Linked DNA regions of Homo sapiens: region 1 is linked to region 2. Evidence: chromatin loops called from intact Hi-C (ENCODE). Cell type or tissue: chondrocyte. All regions are shown on one strand. Each heading gives the region's core, and the rest is flanking DNA. Links, peaks and the distances in the headings are about the cores only.

Region 1 (9,578 bases), core at 1-8,000, 420 kb before region 2:
TGAGGAATCCTAAGGAAGCTCTGGAACACCAGTAGCCCAGGCTCTTGGTCAAGGGCAAAATGAAGGTTAAGCCACAACTGAGGGCTGCTGCTGCTGAAACGTTTTATCATATCCAGGAGTCTAGACAGCATCATCTGCTTCCAACAGCTTTGTGCAGTTGCAGCACTGGGGACATAAAAAGAAACCGAGGAAGCAGCAAGGCAGCTGCATGCCTGCCTGAATGCACACATCCCTAACAGCCAAGCCCGCCTGCAGGAAACCAGCTGTGTGCATCTAACATGGAAGTACATAGGATATCTTATTTACAAAATACTCAGAGTTAATATTACAAAAAAAGGAAATTCTTTTTCCCTAGGTTATGAATGCTTTGCCCAATTGCTGTTTCTCATGCTCATTTAAGGAGGGTTTGGTGGATTTATTTTTCTTTTTTGCAGCTGTTTTAAAAGCAACAGATACAAAATTATAATTAACATAAGTTATTCTCTATTCCACAATACCACCCTAGAACATATAGTTCAGCCTGGGAATCAGCTCAGAAAAAAAGATTGGAAGTGGTAAAGACAGGAGCTCAATCTTTATTGGAAACAGAGTAATCCCCTCTCCACCCATCTTATTTTAAGTCAACCTGACCAGGGGTCCCAGGAAACCCTCTCAGATGTGGTAAGCAAAGGAATATTTTTCCTTTCCAACACACTTGAAGGCCAGAAGAGAGGCAGAAAGGAAGGGCTTGTTTTTTGATTACATCAGTCTCACAGCAAGCCCTTAAATTCAACCCAAACTGGAACAGGGGCTAGTGATTGATCCAGTGGCTGGCCCAGACTGGCCTGTGCTAGTGCATCCAACCCCTGATCTGCCCCAACCTCCAACTTAAGTAACCGGGGCAAGGCAAGAGTAAGGAGTGAGTCAAAGAGTTAGGGTCAAACAGAGTCCACTGGCCTCCAGCCGGGGAGGAAATCTTTCAGACAGACAGACAGACACACACACGCACACACACACACACACGTAAATAAAAAAATAATTTTAAACAAGAAATGAAGAAAGTGTATCCAATCCTGGAGATGCCCTGGCAGAAGAGGAAAATAACCTTTGCTCTTATTTACCTCTCCATCATGAAAAAGATCCTATTACAGCACTATCCAAGCCAATTTTCTAAAAAAGTCCAGGTAATGTTCCTTTGTAGCTTTGCCAGGTACTCAGAACAAGCAAGCTTCACCCTCCCTTCCCACTCTCCTGACAGGCTTCTTTCTCATGGATGAAGGGGAACACGGGCTTGGCTGGGAATACCTGGCGCCAGGGGTCCTATCAGGTGACACAAGCGTGTGTTAATCCTCAAAGGGCATGGCTTACACCTGATCGCGATGCAGCACTACGGCTCTTACAGGTCCTCGGTTAAGAATTAGCTTGGCTTCTCAGGCTTTCTTTCCTTTTGTGGACACTTGTACATGTCTCACCAGACCCACATTCTCAGGCAGTCATGCACAGCTCACTAATTTTCTGTATGGGTAGATGAACTTCTGCTGGGCACCCATATTCTGCCCACTGGGAAATTTATACCTAAACTCCCAAGGGCTTCTGGCCAATGATTCAGAAGTTTGAGAGCCCCAAGGTGCAAGGCTCCCTTAAGAACCTCAGAAAACTGTACCTGTCATCAATAGAGTCCACCTTCTCCTGGATGCGATCTGAGTTGATGTTCCCATCGCTCACCAGCCTCCGGCCAGTCTCCACCACAGCATTGATCTTCTCCTCATTGGCGTCCATGGTGGTCATGAAGTCCTCTTGCTTTTTAATTGCTGCTTCAGCTCCTTCCAAGGTGGTAGGCATTTCAGTGTGAGCCAGAACATACTCCTTATTTAAAAAGAGGAACAAATCATAGCAGATCAATGAAGGATCTCATTTTCCTGTGTTCTACATTTCCGTGCAACATAGTTCACAACACTTTCTTCATTACACTTACATGAAATAATTAAATCACATCAAATTAAAAGTTAGGAGGAAAAAAACCCAGTGGGACACTGTAACTGACCGAATTTCCCTCAGGGGTTAATGCTCTAAATTTTTTTTTCCAAAGAGAGTGAGGAAAGGAACCAAAGCTTTGTGTATCAGCCTCAAGGGTCCTCTCACGTGCCTATCAAGGCAACAGCAATGTACCCTTCATACTCTCTCTTTGAGACAGTAACAGCCCTGAAGTTGGTGACTATCCTCAGCTGTTTTTATTTCTCTAATCTCTACTTTGTGTCCTCAGGTGAAGTCCCTGACCCTTCTAGAGCAAGAAGACAGACTGGTCTCAAGAAAAAAAAAAATCCTCACCGTACTTTTTTTTTTTTTTTTTTTTTAAGAGACAGGGTCTCACCCTGCCACCAGGCTGGAGTGCAGTGGCACGATCACGGCTAACTTCACCCTTGACCTGCTGGGCTCAAGTGATTCTCCTGTCCCAGCCTCCCCAAGAGCTGGGATTACAGGAGTGAGTCATCATGCCTGGCCCTCACTGTATCTTTTAAATTGGATCAATACCTCAATTATGAAGACATACTATGAACACATAAGAGATCCTCAATGGCAGTTGAAATCAAACAGTACTTTGTAAGGCAAAGCAGCTCTTATGGCAACTTTCAATTCCTGTCCCCTACAACGTGATGGATTTCAATGCCTTAAGAGTATGGGGAAAAAAAAATCAGTCTCTAAATTATCCATATAATTCCATACAGGTGTGGTTTAAACCAGCTGCCCCAGCCAAAACATTTCAAAAGGCAGCCAGGGCTGCTTTCACCGAAAGGAAGCAAAGGCAGGAACAAACCTTACCTGGTTGTTAAGAAAGGCTTCGGCTTGCTTCGTGTCTCTGAGGAACTGCTGGTAGGCATGTGACTGGGATAGGAGATTTTGTCTGTTCTCCCACATCTTGTGGAGCTCGTTCCATCCAGTGTCCAGGGCCTGCAGCCGCTGCCGCAGAAACATGTACTGGGCATCGGTCTGCCCCTGGGTGACCATCTCGCCCATGTCCCTCATCTTCTGGTAGTCCTCCTCGTAGTTGTCGATCTCGTTCTTGATGTTCTCGTGCTGCGTGAGCAGCTTCTCAGCCTCGGTCAGGGTGTTTGGCATGTCCTCCGAGGCGATCGCTGTCTGGGTCCTAGAGAGCCAGGACTGGAAGTCGTCCAAGTCCCGTAGGAACTGCTGCAGCTTGCTGGCCTCTCCCAGGGAGGCCTCTCGGTTTTTCAGGGTGGTCTTCATCTCCTCCCACACGTCGCTGATCTCGGCCAGCCGAGACAGGATGGCCTGGGCCTGGTCGGGGTGCTCGGACTCCAGCTTCTCCGCCTCCTTCTGCAGGTCACTCAGCTTTGCCTCAATGGCCACCAAGTCCCGCTCCATGCCGGTCAGCTTGCGCTGCAGGGCCATGACGCCAGCCAGGTCATTGCCCAGGTCCTGGGTGGACTCGATGACCTTGGTCTTTTCCCGAATCCAGGATTTGGTTTCATTGCACTCGAGGTGGTAGTTCTGGATGCTCAGGGCAGACAGGAGGGCATCCTTCTTCCTGTCAACCAGTTCTCTGAACTGGCTCCACCTGTGAGTGCAGGGGCAGACAGCGAGTGTGAAAAAGGGAAGACTGACCATGGCTGGATTGCAAAAGGAACAGTGATGGGTTAATGCTGCTTATCTGTTTTCTCCATCTGTGCTTTGACTACATGCTTTTTTGGAAAATCATCTCACTCAAACTGTGAACACCAAATATAATGGAAATAGCTCAGGGATGCAATGTAATCTGGAAAAAGCCTGTCACGAAGAGGAATGTGTTACAGAGCTCCAATGTGAGCAATTACAAGATATCCATTCCCAGAGTCAATTAATTCATGTCTGTGACACATTTTACACATCTCTGAACTCTACCTAATGAACGTTTTCCAAATCTAAGACTGATGGTAACCTTCAAAACTGGGGCCAGGTGCCATAACCTACTCAAACATGTTTACTCAACAGAAAGATAAGACTGGAACAAAGGTCTGCCCTGACAATCAGGACTTTCATTGGCAAATTAAGTGTTAAACATGCTAGAGTCCTGTTCCTGAAGTTACTATAAAATGGATAGCACAGGTGTCATCTTAATACCTTCTACACTGGACACAGGTCAAACCAAGGCCCTAACTTTGGTGTGGCGAGGGGCAGATGCTGGGCTGACTCAGATAATCCTCCTGCAACCAATGATGTTGCCCTGAGAGACACTTCTTACAAAACAAGGACATGTCAAAAGGCAGGTGCCAATGCCATGACATCAGTGTTGCAATGTCGATGACCCCATGTGGGAAATTCCCAACAGCAAAGCTCGATGAGTGACCTCACCCTCCCCAGTCCCACACGTGGGAGGCTGGCACACTGCTGGCCACGTGCTCACCTTGTGTTGAGTTTGTCCTGCTGGGCTTTGATTTCCTTCTCACTTGGGTGGCCGCTGTGCATCAGCTGGCGTGCAATCTGGTTCACCACTGCAACCCGGGAAGCCTGGTTGTTCATTTCTGGTTCTAGGCTCTCAAATCTGAAATGGCAATTTGACAGGGTGGTCACCTCCTGGGCCACTGGTGGTCACAAGGAACAGGCCAGTGGCTGACCAGCGCCCCGCTCACCTGTGCTGGATGACCTCCAGATCCTCCAGCTTCTCTGGGATCTGCATGTTGTTGAGCCACTGCTCCTTCTCGTCGATCCAGAGCTCACAGGCATCAGCCTCGCTGAACATCTTGTACAGGGCCAGAGTGTCCTGGAGTGCCTGCTTCCGCAGCCGCGTCAGCTCTGCCACCTCCTTATACCGCTCCTCGATGCCCGACAGCCTGCCCCTCACGTCTGGAGACTCGGCATGCTCCTGGGGGAGGGCGCTGGCTTGTTCGTGCAGCGTGTCAAGGGTGGGCCTGTAATTGGCGATCTCTTCCGCCACGTCCTTGTGTTTCTTGACCAGAGACTGTGTGGAATACTCATCGTGGCCCACGTCGCTGCTGGAGACAATCTTGAGGATGTCCAGCATCCAGGCATCAATGTCATCAGCATCTGCCTGGAACTGGTGCAGCAGGGAGGCCTCCTCCAGGCGCTTCTTCCGAATGGCCGAGAGCTGCTCTAGGTTGGCCCACTGCTCCCGGATGTAAATGATCCTCTCACGGATCTTCTCCGACCCGAAGTGCTCCTCCGCGATCATGTCTTCGCCTTCCTTGATGGCCTGCTCAAAGTGGCCACTGCGGCCGCTCATCTCGTCCTCGAACGCCCGGTGCTTGCTGAGCAGGCGCATGACGCTGGTCAGGTCTTTCCCGTAATCGTCCGAGGACAGGATCTTCTCCTTCTCCCGTATCCAGCCTTCCTCTTCTGCCATCTCCCAGAAGAACTTCCAGAGGCGGCGGGACTCTTCCAGACGGGCCCTGCGCTCAGCCGCCAGCTGGCAAAGCTCTTGATAACAGAACTCCATGTGGGCCACGCGGTCTCGGATCACCTGGGGGTCACAGGGCTTGTAACCTGTTTAACATCAAGGAAGGAACGTGGCTGTGTGAGGGAGCTCAGCATGGGTGCAGGCTCACTGGCAGGCAGTAAGCTACACCCCATATTCTTATGATTACCAGCTCACTGCTAAATGTAAATGCAGGGCCATGCGATAAGGCAATGGAGCACCTTCTAACAACTTGACTAGAACAGGAGTGAGGGCAATGATAAACATTATTTTTTTTTGGCCAAACCGCAGACAAAGTGATCATCCTCCTGCAAGAAAGCACTTGAATCATATGAAAAAGGCAGCTGCATATAATTGTTTCTAGAAATACACGAAGCATAACCAAATCATTCTAAACATCCTCCAAAGAGAGGTATATGCAACCAGCTGTGAAAGCCAGGAGCTGCTGGAACAGCCACACCAGGGTGTCGGTGCATGGCCAGAGAGACTGAGGTATGACAAAGTCTCACTGCCAAACACCAAGCCACTCAAAGCAAAGGCAGCATTTGCGTATTTAAGGAAAGGATGTATCAATTCCAGAAAAACAAGATGGAGTTAGTGTTCAGAAGGCCACTCCACCGTATTTCATGCTCCCATGACAAACCCACCAGGAATGTATAGTGGCACAGTAACTTCAAAAGCCCCACTGTGTTTCTATAAATATGAATCTCTGGTGACCCGGAGGTAATGCTTGGAATGGGCCATCCTTACCTTCCCCGTCTGTTGCGAACTTCTGGGCGGAGGCATTGACACCTCTCACCCGCTCTGCCTGGATGCCAATGTCTGCTTCAACCAGGGTGTGCTTCTGTAACAGGTCTTCCACACCAAGTAAGTGTTTGCCATAGTCTTGAGACAATACTAGCACCTGTGCACAAGAAGCAACCAAAAGGACATCTGTGACTATAGCCTTGACTTCAGCATCACATCATCTTTCGACAAGCAGAGAGCCAGCAATGAAGCTATGCCTTCCCTCTAGTCTGCCATGGACCCCACACCTTCAGGGGAAGATGATGGCCAACAAACCAGAACAAAACAAATCATACCTGAAGGCCTGAGTCAGGAGAGCTATCACAAACTAAGGATCACCAAACTTGGAATAAGTAAGTCAAATCTACACTAAAAAGTGCAGAATAGAAGAAAAAGATGGTGAGGGCCAGCGGGGCCAGGGTGGGGGGGAGGGGGCAGTGGGGAGCGTGGGCGGGGGTGCTGTATGAAAGATTCCAAAATATAAACTGGAGCTTCAAGAAGAAACCGCTGCAACAACTACTCAAAAATAAATAAATAAAGGTGATAGACTTGGTCACTTCAAAGTTGAAAGAAATCTTTTAGAAGTTGCTGAGCCTGTAAGTGAATGTTTTTCCTCTGTTAGGAGCTTATTGGTATGCCTCTACTGTACTTACACAATCAATGGGAAAACAATCTACTTGAAAAGCTTACAAGCCACATCTTTAAACCAATAAGGAGAGCAGGGTCAGGTGGCTGTCTTGCTTAGTAGACCCCAAGCAACTTCTAGAGTTTAAGTTTGAACCCACTGATATTTTCTTGTTTCTTCCATCAACCAGCGAAATTTGGGGGCCTCATTCTACATCCTCGCCAGATGAGATTTCTACTTCACTCTTACTTCTGAGGAAGTCTCTGGACCAACTGAGTTACAATGTGCATCATGATTTATAAAATGAAAAGTCCCTCTCTGCTACATTTTACGAACATTTCTATTTTGAGAGGTCAAGAGAGACCAGACCTAAGAACACTGTAAATCTGGAACAATAGGAGGGAAAACTGATGGTATCAGATGACTTTGCCCCTCTGTCAGGAACAGTCCAAGAGGTAGGCAACAGATGACAGCTTATATCCTGGGAAGGGAATCTCTTGCATAAGGTCAAGCTTGGGAACACAGCGTGCTGAGACAAAGGAAGCTTCATGGGACTGTCTGAAAACTGTCCTATTTTCTTCTGTCTACAAGGCTAAAGGCCTCCCAGCTGGAGAACTGCTTGGCATGGCTGAGCATTCCATGGCCTGCATTGGAGGACATGAACAGGTACAGGGCCATGGCATGATAGCAGGTCTCTTCCTGGGAAGGGGGAAAGGTTGGAACTCTATGCTAAGAGCAGTCAATAAATGGCATGACCAGCCACTGCCATCCAGCCCATCCCATGATCTGTGCACATACTACCGCATTCCATCCTTGCAATAATTGGATGAGGTAGATAGTAAGTACAATCTCCATTTAAAGACCAAGAAAGAGGGCTCAAAGAGGATTAGGCAACTCAGGCACTCACAATCAGAACTCTGGCTGCCTGGTTCCTGACCTCTCCTCTGTCCATGGCACCTACCACTCCTCCCTTCTCCCCATACCACCTCTCCGGGACCCCTGCCCAAAGTAGTACCACTCACTCACAGATCAATGAAACGGTAAGTTAGTTTAACCCTGAAAACTTAAAAATAAAGAAAACCACAATGTGATTGATTCCCTACACTGGAATATATCTAAGTCACAGAAACAGAGCTCTGGCTACTGAACTGGTCTCTACAACTTTTTCACACTTCACGTCTCATTTAATTCCTGAGCTAGCAATCTTCCCATGGGTGATGTGGCTCCTCTCTAGCTGTACATGTGGGCAGTTAGACAAGGCACACAGCTGTACGTAGGGGTTTAGTGAATGAGTCACAGAAAAGAGAGCCCTGGTTGGATCAGCTCTGTCGTCCTTCCTTTCGGTCAGGTTTTACCTTCATTTCATCCATCCAGTCCATAATGTAGAGCATTTCCTGGAATATCTTCTGCAGCCCCAGGTTCATCTCGAGCCGCTGTCTCCGGGCCCTGAGCAGTTCCAGTAGGTATTCCCAGAGCCGGATGACATTGTCCTTCCTCGCTGTGATGCGCTTGATGTCGTGGTAATTCTCGGCCTCGAGCTCCCTGGCCACGGCTACCACAGCCTGCACACGCTCCTCGTATGCGGCAATGTCTGTCTCAATGGCCTCGTGCTTTTTTGTGGCGGCCTCAACTGCAGGAAGGTCAAACCCAAAGTTGTCCTACAGAGAAACGGAATGAAAAGAAGGAAAATAAAAAATCCACCCGGGCACAGTAGCTCATGCTTGTAATCCCAGCACTTTGGGAGGCCGAGGCGGGCAGATCACTTGAGGTCAGGAGTTCGAGACTAGCCTGGCCAACATTGTGAAACCCTGTCTCTACTAAAAATACAAAAATTAGCCGGGCGTGGTGGCACGTGCCTGTAATGCCAGCTACTTGGTAGGCTAAGGCAGGAAAATCGCTTGAACCTGGGAAGCAGAGGTTGCAGTGAGCCGAGATTGCGCCACTGCACTCCAGCCTGAATGACAAGAGTGAAACTCTGCCTCAAAAACAAAACAAAAACAAAACCAAAAAACCTATTTCCCGCGCCACCCCCCCTCCAAAAAAGGAAAAAGAACAGACATGAAATCTTGAGCACACATTAATCCCTGGTGGTCTTAAAGCCAAATCTGACTCCTGAGTCCCCCACCCCACTGGTCTCTGCCTTGAGCTTAGATGCCCTCCTCAAAGCAAACTAGTAACTGCTCATTTTGCAGAAGGGCCCAGTTCGTATCTAGTACCTTACTGAAAAGCTAGAGCAGGTGATAGCTTATGTCAAGCCAGGTGGAAAAGCAAGCCATTTTTGTTTATTTCACAACCAGTCTAACTGCCTCGTAGGATTAGTTGGTCAAAGATTAAAGAAAAGAGAGAAACTGTTAAAACTTATAAATGTGAACAGTTCACACACACTCAATGGCTCTAAAACAAACTCTGCTTGAGCTGCTTCCAAATCTATGAAAAGTTAGATAAATAGAAATGTATATTAGAAATTATAAACATCCTCTTAATGGGAAGGGGCCAAGGTGACCTGACGTTCCTCCAGAATAATGAATGTCGATAAGCAGCTGTCCTCTGGCCCTATGCCCCTGGGGATGGTCTGTGTTTCTAGATTACCCTAGCAACAGTCTTTTTAATAATGTCAAGAGCAGAACCTGAGACACCAGACGCTGGTTTTCGCTCAGCCAAGTCTCCCTCATAGCTGCCTTGCGATCAAATCTGCGGGCGAGCTGTTCCAGTTTCTCCTGTCTTATGAGCTCATTCCGCAAAGCCAGTTCTCTTTCG
Region 2 (11,302 bases), core at 1,438-9,437:
AGCTGAGGTCCCAGGATGACAGGTGAACTCAAATTAAAATTGAAAAGCAGAAATTCTATGTGCAATTTGATATGTAATCTATGACAATTATTTACTACAATGTGAAAGGCAATCCATCCACTTGATTTTCCAAAGATCATCCTCACCCTGTGTGTATTAGTCAATGAAATTAGCAAATTTTCTAAAAGACTTTGCATCCCCCAAAATAAATAAAAGCTTGGGCAATATGAAGATCAGTGAGATAAAACTCTCCAGCTTCAGATTTTTAAAAAAAATCCAAAATTTGCCTCTGCTAAAAAACTAACACTGCCACGCCATCACCACTACTAGTATACCAGTCATTCATTCTTCATTTGTTTATCCCTTCATTCATCTACAGTGAACACCTACTATGTGCCAAGCACTATGGCAGGCAGTGAGTGGAGCTTACAATCAGCCCCTGGTTGAAATCCTGCCCGAAATAAATTAGCTAGAAATAAGTCAGAAAAAAAGAGAGAGAGAGAGAGACAGAAAGAAAGCAGAGTTCCTGGCATCATGAAGCATACAAGTTTGCTCTATTTGCACTTTCAAGCACTGATTATGTCTTACCCTGCTGGTCAATTAAAGATGAAATAATGAGCCTTAAAGTTGCACTGTAATGCAATACATAGACAAAGAAATGGTAGACATCATTTAGATATTTGAAACACTGGTGAGTCTAGAGTTTGGTAAACAAATCACTTCTTCTAATATTGAAATATTCAAATTAAATATAACCAGTAATACATGAAGATTTGAACATCATAGTTTCCAAAGTAAAATAAAATAAAAATTATATGCTCAAACATAGAACTGACAACACTAACCATAGCCAGGACTGGATATAAAAGACACCAAAGCTGAGCTTCCCAATCATACTTTAAACCAAACTAGGTAGATCAGGATACCAAGTAGATGGGATTAGCAGAGCAAGAACTAACAGCAGTTAGGTTTTTCTCTTAAAATAAAACACACATCAAACTTACATAAAATGCATATTTCATATTAGTTAAATATCACTGTAATGCTATACTTTAAGTGGCTTTAGAATTGAAAAACTATTTGCATGTTTAAATGCATAGAAATTTGGTTTTGGAGCCCAAAGTATTTATTCATTTTTTGCCATCAGGAAACTCTAACAGTATTTCTAAAACAAAAATTTATGAATCTATTATTAAAGGTCTTCAAATTATTGATGTTTTAAAAAATATTTCTGTTTTAATTTTTATGATAATCTATAAAAAGAAATTTAAAGATAGTCTGCGTCTTTCAGATGACCCCATGCAACTGAGTACTTCATGAGATCTTTGTGCAGTCGTTTGTATGTACAATTGAGTTTACATCAGTTGACTTCAGGGAAATCTGTACGGCCAGAAGGAAGGCCCTATGGTCCAAATAAGCAGAGAGGTGAAAGAGACCAGTGCCATCTTTGCTTATACCAACTCATATCAATTTATTGGAAATAAGTATGGTCATAAGTATGCAAAAAAATTTTTTTTCTATTCCTGGGCCTAGCAGCAATTGCATCAGATGCCTATTTAATGAAGATGTCAATCAGGCTAACTTTACTCTCAAGTAATGGAGCTTTAAAGAGTTACCAAGTGATACATCTTTAATCTGCTATTCCAAGACTATTCACTGGCAGAGTTTTACTGAAAAAAAAAGACTTAATGAGCCTAATTTCCAATTAGAGACTGAAAATTATTAATACTGTTTTGAATAAACAATACTCATAAGTACTTACAATACTTGTGCAAATAGGTATTTGTTAGATATGTATTATCAAAATTCAAATACAGAAACAGATGAACCATAGAACTAGACTTGTGGCAACATCTTTCTACTATAATCCCCTAAATCAACAACTATTTCAACAAAGCAGAGTCACCCATCCCACTAAAACATATTGGAAGTGAATTATAACACCGCTCATTTGAATGTAATGGTTTTGTAATTCTATTTATATTTATTGTTTTAGTTTTATTTGTATAGAGTTATAAGCACAAAAATTATATGTTTGTATATATTAAGTAATGTAATAAACAATATAAGTAATGTAAGTAACATAATAAAAGCAATTTCAGTCAACATTGGAAGTCCAGGGATTTTATTTTTCTAAAAGAGGATGGGATCTATTTCTCAACTTGGGGAACTCTGCTTTATGATATACATTAGTTTTATCAAGGATTTAAGAGAAAAGGAATGTAGTACCATGGTTCTCTGTTAATTTTTTTTTTTTTTTTTTTTTTTTTTTGAGACACAGTCTCATTCTTGTCACCCAGGCTGGAGTACAGGGGCGCAATCTCAGCTCACTGCAACCTTTGCCTCCCAGGTTCAAGCAATTCTCCTGCCTCAGCCTCCGGAATATCTGGGATTACAAGTGCCCGCCACCATGCCCAGCTAATTTTTGTATTTTTAGTAGAGACGGGGTTTCGCCATGTTGGCCAGGCTGGTCTTGAACTCCTGGCCTCAAGCGATCCGCCAGCCTCAGCCTCCCACAGTGCTGGGATTACAGGTGTGAGCCACTGCGCCGGCCTTGATTTAAATTTTATTTATTGATTGCAAAGTAAGTTTTTTTCCATCCTTGCTTCTGCTTTATTCCTCAACTTCAAAGCTCAACATGGCAGGAATAGAGTGAAGATGGCCAGAAATGGTGGGATGCAATCAGGAAAAGGAACCCCTTTTTTAACAGTCTCTATACTGAATTGTAAATGCTTTCATTTTTTGTCTCAAACTGAACTGTCAGTTTCTGAAGAGATAGGACGGTGCCAACACCTGTTACAACTGAGAAGCGTAATAAATGTTTGCGAAATGAAGGAATGAACCATTCCAGGTCATTTTCTCACTCAGCTTATTCTAGTCTGGTCCAAAGAAAATGAGTCCAAACAATGTCTTAATATTGTTATTTTAAGACATACCTTATAAGAAGTGTACTTGTTGACTGATCAGAGAGTCACACTTGATTATTAAGTGTCAAAATTCTTGGAGACTTACCTGGAGGAGGCTCTCTGAATAAGAAACAATTCTAGGATGGACAGGGTATTCAAATTTTCCAGAGAAAATAAAACATGAACTTTTATCCCCCTTCCATTACAATTATTAACTATAAAATAATAAGTACAACAACCAAGAGTCAGAAAGCAATATGGAATTAAGATAAGCAGTACATTAAACAGCAATATTAAAAATGCATTATTTAAATATATTTTTTTAAATCCAATAGGTCACAAAAATGAAAAGTTTCTCTACTTCCCCCCAATGTCATATTTTAAGAAAACAGATTTTTTTCAGTTTCTGGGTGGTACTAACTGAGAAGCCAGCAAACATTCCTAGCTTCATTCTTAAGAACTGATGAAATACATCTGTAAAAATAAACAGTTTTAAAAGTGGAGCTTGCCAAAAAAAAAAAGTAAAAGCAAAGAATTGTTTTTGTCATTTCCTCAATACTTTAATAAAGGAGAAATCAAAGTAAAATCCAATAAACTTTCTATTACAAATTGCCTCAATGAACATATATGCACACACACACACAATCACACAATTGGGTATGAGGACACAATGCAACAAATGCCTACTCCCATAAAATTTGATTTATGACATAGAATATTATGTAATACTGTATGCATATGACAATTTTTCCTCTTACTTTTCTCTATAACTGAGACCTATACTTAGCCCTGAAAAAAAAAAGTCTCCCTTTTTTTTCAAAATCTAAACTAATTCTTATCAGCAGGCTGTCTAATGACTTAAGTGAATCACTAAGCCACTCTTTCAATTTGGGCTTCTGCAGCAAAGAGGCCTTTGGAGCTAAGAAAATAATTTTTGTTGTATCCTGCTCTTCTGGACAAAAGCTAATTTCCTGCCCAACCCTGGGAGTCACATGATTCCAAGCTAATGGAAAGTCATGTAGAGATCAAGCTCTAACAATTAAAAAGAAACATCCCACCCCCTGCACCCCCGGCTCCCACACCCACACAACAAACCTCCATTTACTATGCTAAGGATTTAAAAAAGAAAAAAGAAAAACATAGATGGAAGTTTCCCACAGAAAGTAAAAATTAGAAATGTAAGACTAAGGGTAGTATGTTATTCACATCAGGATCAAACTGAGAAATCAGAGAGACAGAGGGAAGAAGAGGGGAGGGAAAGAGGAAGAACCACTTTAGGGATATAGGGGGGAAATAAAAAGTTTTTTTTTTTTTAGTGTGAACTGAATTACAGAAGACAAAAACTTGGTGACACACATACAAAAAAATTAGAGGGTGAGTGTGACTGAAGACTCTGACTGGATCTTGAGGGTCAGATGAACAGCAAGCTTGACATCAAGGAACAGCAAATCACATGCAGACCATAACCCAGAGAATACATTTCATGGATCTGTGGGAGGTCCTGGAACACTCTGTGTTATAACAGGCTTAGGATTGCAGAAATTGCACAGGATGAGAAGTTGTTTGACCTTCTCTCTCTAATCTACATTTTGGCCGCTCTTCTAAGTATGCGTTCAAAATTGCCCAATATTGAATGCACACACAGAACTTGAAAGCTGAGTTTCAAAGAACAAACTAGAACAATACCATTGCAGAAGACCGACTCAAAAAATGTTCTGGAAAAAATCCAAACTGATAAGAATCATGGTTCATGGCTTTTGTTTCATGTCCTATTCACTCAATTTTGGAGTGCTACAGTATAATTCACATCTTTATTACTGCAGAGTTGCACTAAATATTGAATCCAAGTTAGTAAAAATGCTAGCTACCATTATCTTTAATTTGGCTTACTGACAATAACATATGCAAGAGGCCTGTGATGTTACATTTTATGTGTCAACTTGGCTAGACTATGGTGCTTAATTGTTTGGTCAAATTTTAGTCTAGAAGTTGCTGTAAAAGTATTTTGTAGATATGATTAACATTTACAATCAGTTGAATTTAAGTAAAGCAAATTACCCTCCATAATGTGGGTGGGTGTCACCCAACCAATTGAAGAACTTAAAGAACAAAGACTGAGGCTTCTGAGAGAGGAAATTCTGCCTCCAGACTACAACATAGAAGTTCTAACCATTTCCAGGCTTCAGAATCAAGACTACAATATCAACTCTTACTTGAATTTCTAGCCTGCCAGCCTTCCCTACAAATTCCAACTTGCCCACCATCATAATTGCATGAGCCATTTCCTCACATTCTCTTTATACACACACACACACACACACACACACACACACATATACATGTTGTATATATGTACATATAATAACTTGAGATATAGGCATATATATACCTATATATCTATATATAGATATCTATATAAACATATATACAGACACATACTTTCCCTCTACATATATACATATATATACATGTACATGCACACATATACACACACACACAATTGGTTCTGCTTCTCTAGAGAACTCTAATACAATGCCCCAAATCATAACAAAAAAATAAATGTACTGCATTCATCCTAATATTATGTAAATTTTATAACTTGAGAAAAACATTGGCTACCATCAAATTTACAAAGTTTTCAAATCACTCAAAAAGCCTGCCCCGAACAATATGGATGGAACCCACGAAAGTTCCCTCTATGGTTTATAGCTTTCATTACACATATTGAGAGTTTAAAACAGATTGCACCCCCTACAGGGGAACATTTAGTTTGCATTTCTAAATTACATTTTGGAGCCAGTAGGTGAATTTTATTTACTCTACAATTATGGAAAAAAATCACAAAGAGGATTAGATTGAGCTAAAGTGAAATGGAGAGTTTACAAAATACTAATAGGCACCTGGCATAAATAAAGGATATCATCATCGAGGACATTATCTTATTTTCAAAGTGCCTTTTAGTACATTCATTCTGAATCAAACACAATAGAGATATCGTTTCTAATTAGACCTTTAGCAAAGTGACAGGCAACCTAATTAAACAAGAACATATGATAACATAATCTGAATAAAAGCATTTTAGAATCACAGGACTTGAAAATAAATTTTAAGTGGATAGGAGAATAATTCAAAGTAGTTTTCCAAGCACGACCAGCAATGGTGGTAAATAACAGATCTAAATTACAATTCATGGTATCTGCCTCTAATGCACAATGTCATTCATTATGAATATTTAAGAAAATTATTTGCAAACAAATAAATTACAACGATATACTGAGCCCAAGGCCCCAAACTTAAAATCCAAATGTCTTCAAGGACAGGGGAATTAACAAAAATATGGAAAGTTTCAGGTATAAGAGGGTGAGGAGGCAGTGTGCATGCCCCATCAAAAAGCAAGCTTACATTAAAATAATGCAGTAACTTTATTCCTTCTCAAAAGAATGCATCAGTACTAGGCAGAATCAGTACTAGGCAGAATGATCCTTGGACTAGGCAATAGAAGTAAATTAGAATGATAAATATAGGAATTATTAAAGAGAACATGGCCATAAATATCCAGGAAATATATACACTCAAAAAAGGAATTTATGTTTGATAAGTACATTATTCATAATTATTGATACAAATTAACCCTAAACCAAAGCTTGTATCACATTAAAAGTGCAAAATTAGCTGCAGATGAATATCCTGACCCAATTATGCAAACACTCTGGTAAATCTGTGTAGACTAAAGGCTCTGAGAAGAAAGTTGAACTTCAGAGGGGTAGAGGGGAGGAGTATTTCAGAAAAGGGATTTATAAAGGAATGAAAATATTTGGAAGACATTGGTAAAAAGGAGATACTTGGGAAGGTAAATCTAAGTCACTATAGAAAGAATTTTGAAGAGATGGGTCTTTACCATCTAGGCCCTTTGTGGAAGAGCTGAAAATACCTCACAGCAACAGGATGTGACTGCTGCCTCATCTGGGAAGACAGATCAACTCAAGCCATCTCAAAGAGGTGAAGGGTAGATGTATAATAGGAGTAGGCGGGGAGAGGAGAATGTATACTGATGTCATAAGAGGATATGCAAAGGTTTTGTGAGAAACCAAGGACAAGAACAGAAAACAGTAGGTCACCCTCTAAGAAACCAAGCCTTCTCTTCCTTGCAGATGGTCTATCTGCTTCTCTCCGGGCATCATCTCAGATGCTGACTGCTTTTTCTGGTGGTTCCCTCTCTAGGCCCAGATGCTGTCTCAGAATTTTTTAGACCAGCTCCCATGGGTTACTGGCAATATCCACCATGGCCTCACAGACTTTACCCACCATGCCTATGCAGGTGCTTGAGAATACATACTCCCTGACCTAACAAAGCAAAGAAACTTTGTAGACATTTAAGGGACTTAGCAATTCAAAGGAGGGAAACCAGAATGGAGAGATAGGCAACTTTTACAAAAGCCAAATTAATGGAAGAAACAATAAAAATGTAATAAGAATGTTTAAGGGGATACACAAGGAGAATAACTACGAAAACTCAAGGAGAAGGTGCCTATGAGAAACATGAACTCTGGGGCTTAAGTTCCAAAAGGATGTAAAATGAATGGCTGGTATTAAAAACCAAACTAGTAAACTGGAATATGAAGCAAAGGAACTATCACATCACAAAGCAGAAATAATGAAATGTCAATCAGTGGTGAAAATATAACAGGCATACAGGACAGATTCAGGAGGCCTAATAAGCAAATAGCATTTCCAGCAAGAGAGAAAAGAGCAGAAGCAATAATCAAATAGGAAAACCCTGAAGTGAAGAAAGAATTGAGTTTTTTAGATCAAAGGAGCTCACCGAATGCCAGGCAGTTATAAGGGAAATAAAAGACACATTCTTCACATTTTTATGGTGAAGTTTTAAACTCCAACTAGAAAGAACAAGTCTTTTAGGCTTCAAGACAGCAAGAACAGGATATTTACTTATAAAAGCAAAATAATGACAACTGGCATCGGACCTTTCATATGCCACACTGGAACCTAGAATAAGTATATAAACTTTTAAGAAAAAAGGACTGCATTCCAAGAATCTTGTGTCCAGGCAAGATATAATCCAGGGGTGTCCAATCTTTTGGCTTCCCTGGGCCACACTGGAAGAAGAAAAATTGCGTTGGGCCACACATAAAATACACTAATATTACTGACAGCTGATGAGCTGAAAAAAAAAATCATAAAAAAAAAAAAATCCCATGGCCGGGCGCAGTGGCTCATGCCAGTAATCCCAGCACTTTGGCCGAGGTGGGCGGAACATGAGGTCAGGAGTTCGAGACCAGCCTGGCCAATATGGTGAAATTCCGTCTCTACTAAAAATACAAAAAAAATTTAGCTGGGCATGGTGGCACATGCCTGTAGTCCCAGCTACTCAGGAGGCTGAGACAGGTGAATCACTTCAACGTGGGAGGCAGAGGTCGCAGTGAGCCGAGATCGTGCCACTGCACTCCAGCCGGGGTGACAGAGCGAGACTCCGTCTTAAAAACAACAATAACAACAACAACAACAAAAACCTCATAATGTTTTAAGACAGTTTATGAATTTGTGAATTTGTGCTGGACTGCATTCAAAACTATCCTGGGCCGTGGGTTGGACAAGCTTAATATAATCTATAAGGTGATTGGAAGAAATTTTATATTTATAAGCATTCAGAAAGTAAATCACCACTTATCCTTTTTGAAAAAAAAAAGGGGGTATTAGAAGAGTATTCCAGTTTTGACATATGATAAGCAATCAAGGTAATATACCATATTAGTAGAAAAAGGAAAAACAAACCAACTGGCCAATTTAACAGATGCAGAAAAAGCACTTAACAAAATCTAGCACCCTTTCATGAGAAAAACCACTCAACAATTTAGTAATAGAAGCTTTCTCCACTTGAGAAAGGGCATCTACAAGAAACCCACAGCTAACATGATTATAAAAGAACAAATTATTTTTCCCCTACAATCAATAACAAGACAAGAATGTCTACTCTTGCCACTTCTATTCATCAATTACTGGAACTCTAGCCAGAGCAATTAGGCAAGAAAAAGAAATAAAAGTCATTCATATTAGAAAGGAAGAAGTAAAACTATCTCTATTTGCATATGACATGATCTTATATATAGATGATTCTGAGGACTCCACCAAAAACCTGTTAGAAGTAGTAAACAGGTTCAACAAGTATGCAGGGTGCAGGATCAAATACAAAAATAAATTGTTTTCCTATACATTATCAATAAACAATCTTAAAATAAAATTAAGCAAATAATTCCATTTACAGTATCTTCAAGAAGAATAAATATTTAGGAATAAATTTAACAAAAGAAGTGCAAGACTATAAACTGAAACTACAAAACATTGTTGGAAGAAATTTAAAAAGATCTAAATAAATAAAAAGACAATCCCAAGCTTATGAAGTGGAAGACTTAATACTGTTAAGATAGCAATACTCCCAAAGTTGATCTATAGTGTCAATAAAATACCTATCAAAATTCCAACAGCCTTTTTTGCAGAAATAAACAAGCTGATCCTAAAATTCATATGGATTTGCAAGGCAACACGAATAGCCGTAACAATCTAAAAAGAAGTCTAAAGTTGGAGGACTCACTCTTTTCAATTTGAAAACTTACTATAAAACTACAGTAATCAAGACTGTCTGAGCCAGGCACAGTGGTGTTCACCTGTAATCCTAGCTCCTTGGAAGGATCACTTGAGCCCAAAAGTTCAAGGCCAGCGTGGGCAACATAGCAAGACTCATCTCAAAAAAAAAAAAAAAAAAAAAAAAAAAAAAAAAAAAAAAAAGCCAGGCGCCGTGGCTCACACCTGTAATCCCAGCACTTTGGGAGACTGAGGCAGATGGATCACCTGAGGTCAGGAGTTCGAAACCAACCCGGCCAACATGGCAAAACCCTGTCTCTACTTAAAATACAAAAATTAGCCAGGCGTATTGGTGGGCACCAGTAATCCCAGCTACTTGGGAGGCTAAGGCAGGAGAATTGCTTGAACCCGGGAGGCAGAGGTTGCAGCGAGGTGAGATCGAGCCATTGCACTCCAGACTGGGAGACAGAGCAAGATTCCATCTCAGAAAAAAAAAAAAAAAAAAGCCAGGCACAGTGGCTCATGCCTGTAATCCCAGCACTTTGGGAGGCCGAGGCAGGTAGATCACCTGAGATCAGGAGTTTGACCAGCCTGGCCAGCATGGTGAAACTCCGTCTCTACTGAAAATACAAAAATTAGCCGGTCATGGTGACACGCACCTGTAGTCCCAGCTACTTGGGATGCCAAGGCAGGAGAACTGCTTGAACCTGGGAGGCGGAGAGTGAGCTGAGATCGTGCCACTGCACGATCTGCACCAGCCTGGGTGACTGGAACAACTGGATAGCCAATCGCAAAACAATGAAATTGGACCTCTACCTTACACTGTATGCAAAAGTTAACTCAAGATGAATCGAATACCTAAACGTCAGGGCTTTAAGCAGAAACTTAGAAGAAAAATAAGTGGGCCAGGCACAGTGGCTCATGCCTGTAATCCCAGCACTTTGGGAGGTCGAGGCAAGCGGATCACCTCAGGTCAGGAGTTTAAGACCAGCTTGACCAACATGGAGAAACCCTGTCTCTACTAAAAATACAAAATTAGCCAGGCGTGGGGGCGCACACCTGTAATCCAAGCTACTTGGGAGGATGAGGCAGGAGAATTGCTTGAACCTGGAAGGTGGAGGTTGCGGTGACTGAGACTGTGCCACTGTACTCCAGCCTGGGTGACAGAGTAAGACTGTCTCAAAAAAAGAAGAAAGAAAAGAAAAGAAAAAAGAGAGAGAGAGAGAGAGAAAGAAAGAAAGAAAGAAAGAAAGAAAGAAAGAAAGAAAGAAAGAGAAAGAAAGAAACAAAGAAAGAAAGAAAGAAAGAAAGAAAGAGAAAGAAAGAAAAAGAAGCTGGCTATCATCCAATTTTAAAACTTTTGTGCTTCGAAAGACAAGACCAAGAAAGTGAAAAAACAGCCTACAGAATGGGAGAAAATATTTGCAAATTCTATATCTGATAAGGTTCTAGTATTCAAAATATATAAAGAACTCTTACTATTCGACAATTAAAACAAAGAGAACCAGCCAGGCGTGGTGGCTCACGCCTGTAATCTCAGCACTTTGGGAGGCCAAGGTAGGTGGATCACGAGGTCAGGAGATTGAGACCATCCTGGCTAACATGGTGAAACCCCATCTCTACTAAAAATACAAAAAATTAGTCGGGCGTGGTGGCGGGCGCCTATGGTCCCTGCTACTCGGGAAGCTGAGGCAGGAGAATGGCGTGAACCCAGGAGGCGGAGCTTGCAGTGAGCCGAGATTGCGCCTCTGCACTCCAGCCTGGGCGACAGAGCGAGACTCTGTCTCAAAAAAAAAAAA

What was found. Hi-C counts contacts between places; a loop is a spot of excess contacts. Peaks named below come from ENCODE experiments on the same cell type or tissue, not always from the same donor. Only the 100,000 strongest peaks of a DNase experiment are listed, where the experiment ranks them.
Region 1: it touches region 2 in a loop (1.8-fold over the local background); 3 of 110 quality-filtered maps call a loop at or near these places.

The regions. Positions count from the first base shown.
Region 1 is chr2:54,624,833-54,634,410 of GRCh38, reverse strand. SPTBN1 (spectrin beta, non-erythrocytic 1) reads right to left here. Exons shown (of 36, transcript NM_003128.3): 11 at 9,449-9,578; 12 at 8,177-8,479; 13 at 6,161-6,314; 14 at 4,608-5,478; 15 at 4,382-4,519; 16 at 2,800-3,556; 17 at 1,643-1,845. Among named protein-coding and RNA genes, the nearest start is that of SPTBN1-AS2, 50 kb to the left of the region's middle. RefSeq lists a silencer at 4,158-4,217 and enhancers at 4,408-4,457, 4,687-5,285. In chondrocyte, for the core only: no CTCF peak of the experiment used is centred there; DNase peaks (open chromatin) are centred at 4,864 and 5,178.
Region 2 is chr2:54,201,112-54,212,413 of GRCh38, reverse strand. The region is part of intron 3 of ACYP2 (acylphosphatase 2); the gene reads right to left. Among named protein-coding and RNA genes, the nearest start is that of TSPYL6, 49 kb to the left of the region's middle. In chondrocyte, for the core only: CTCF peaks have their summits at 5,462 and 5,661 (motif pointing left); no DNase peak of the experiment used is centred there.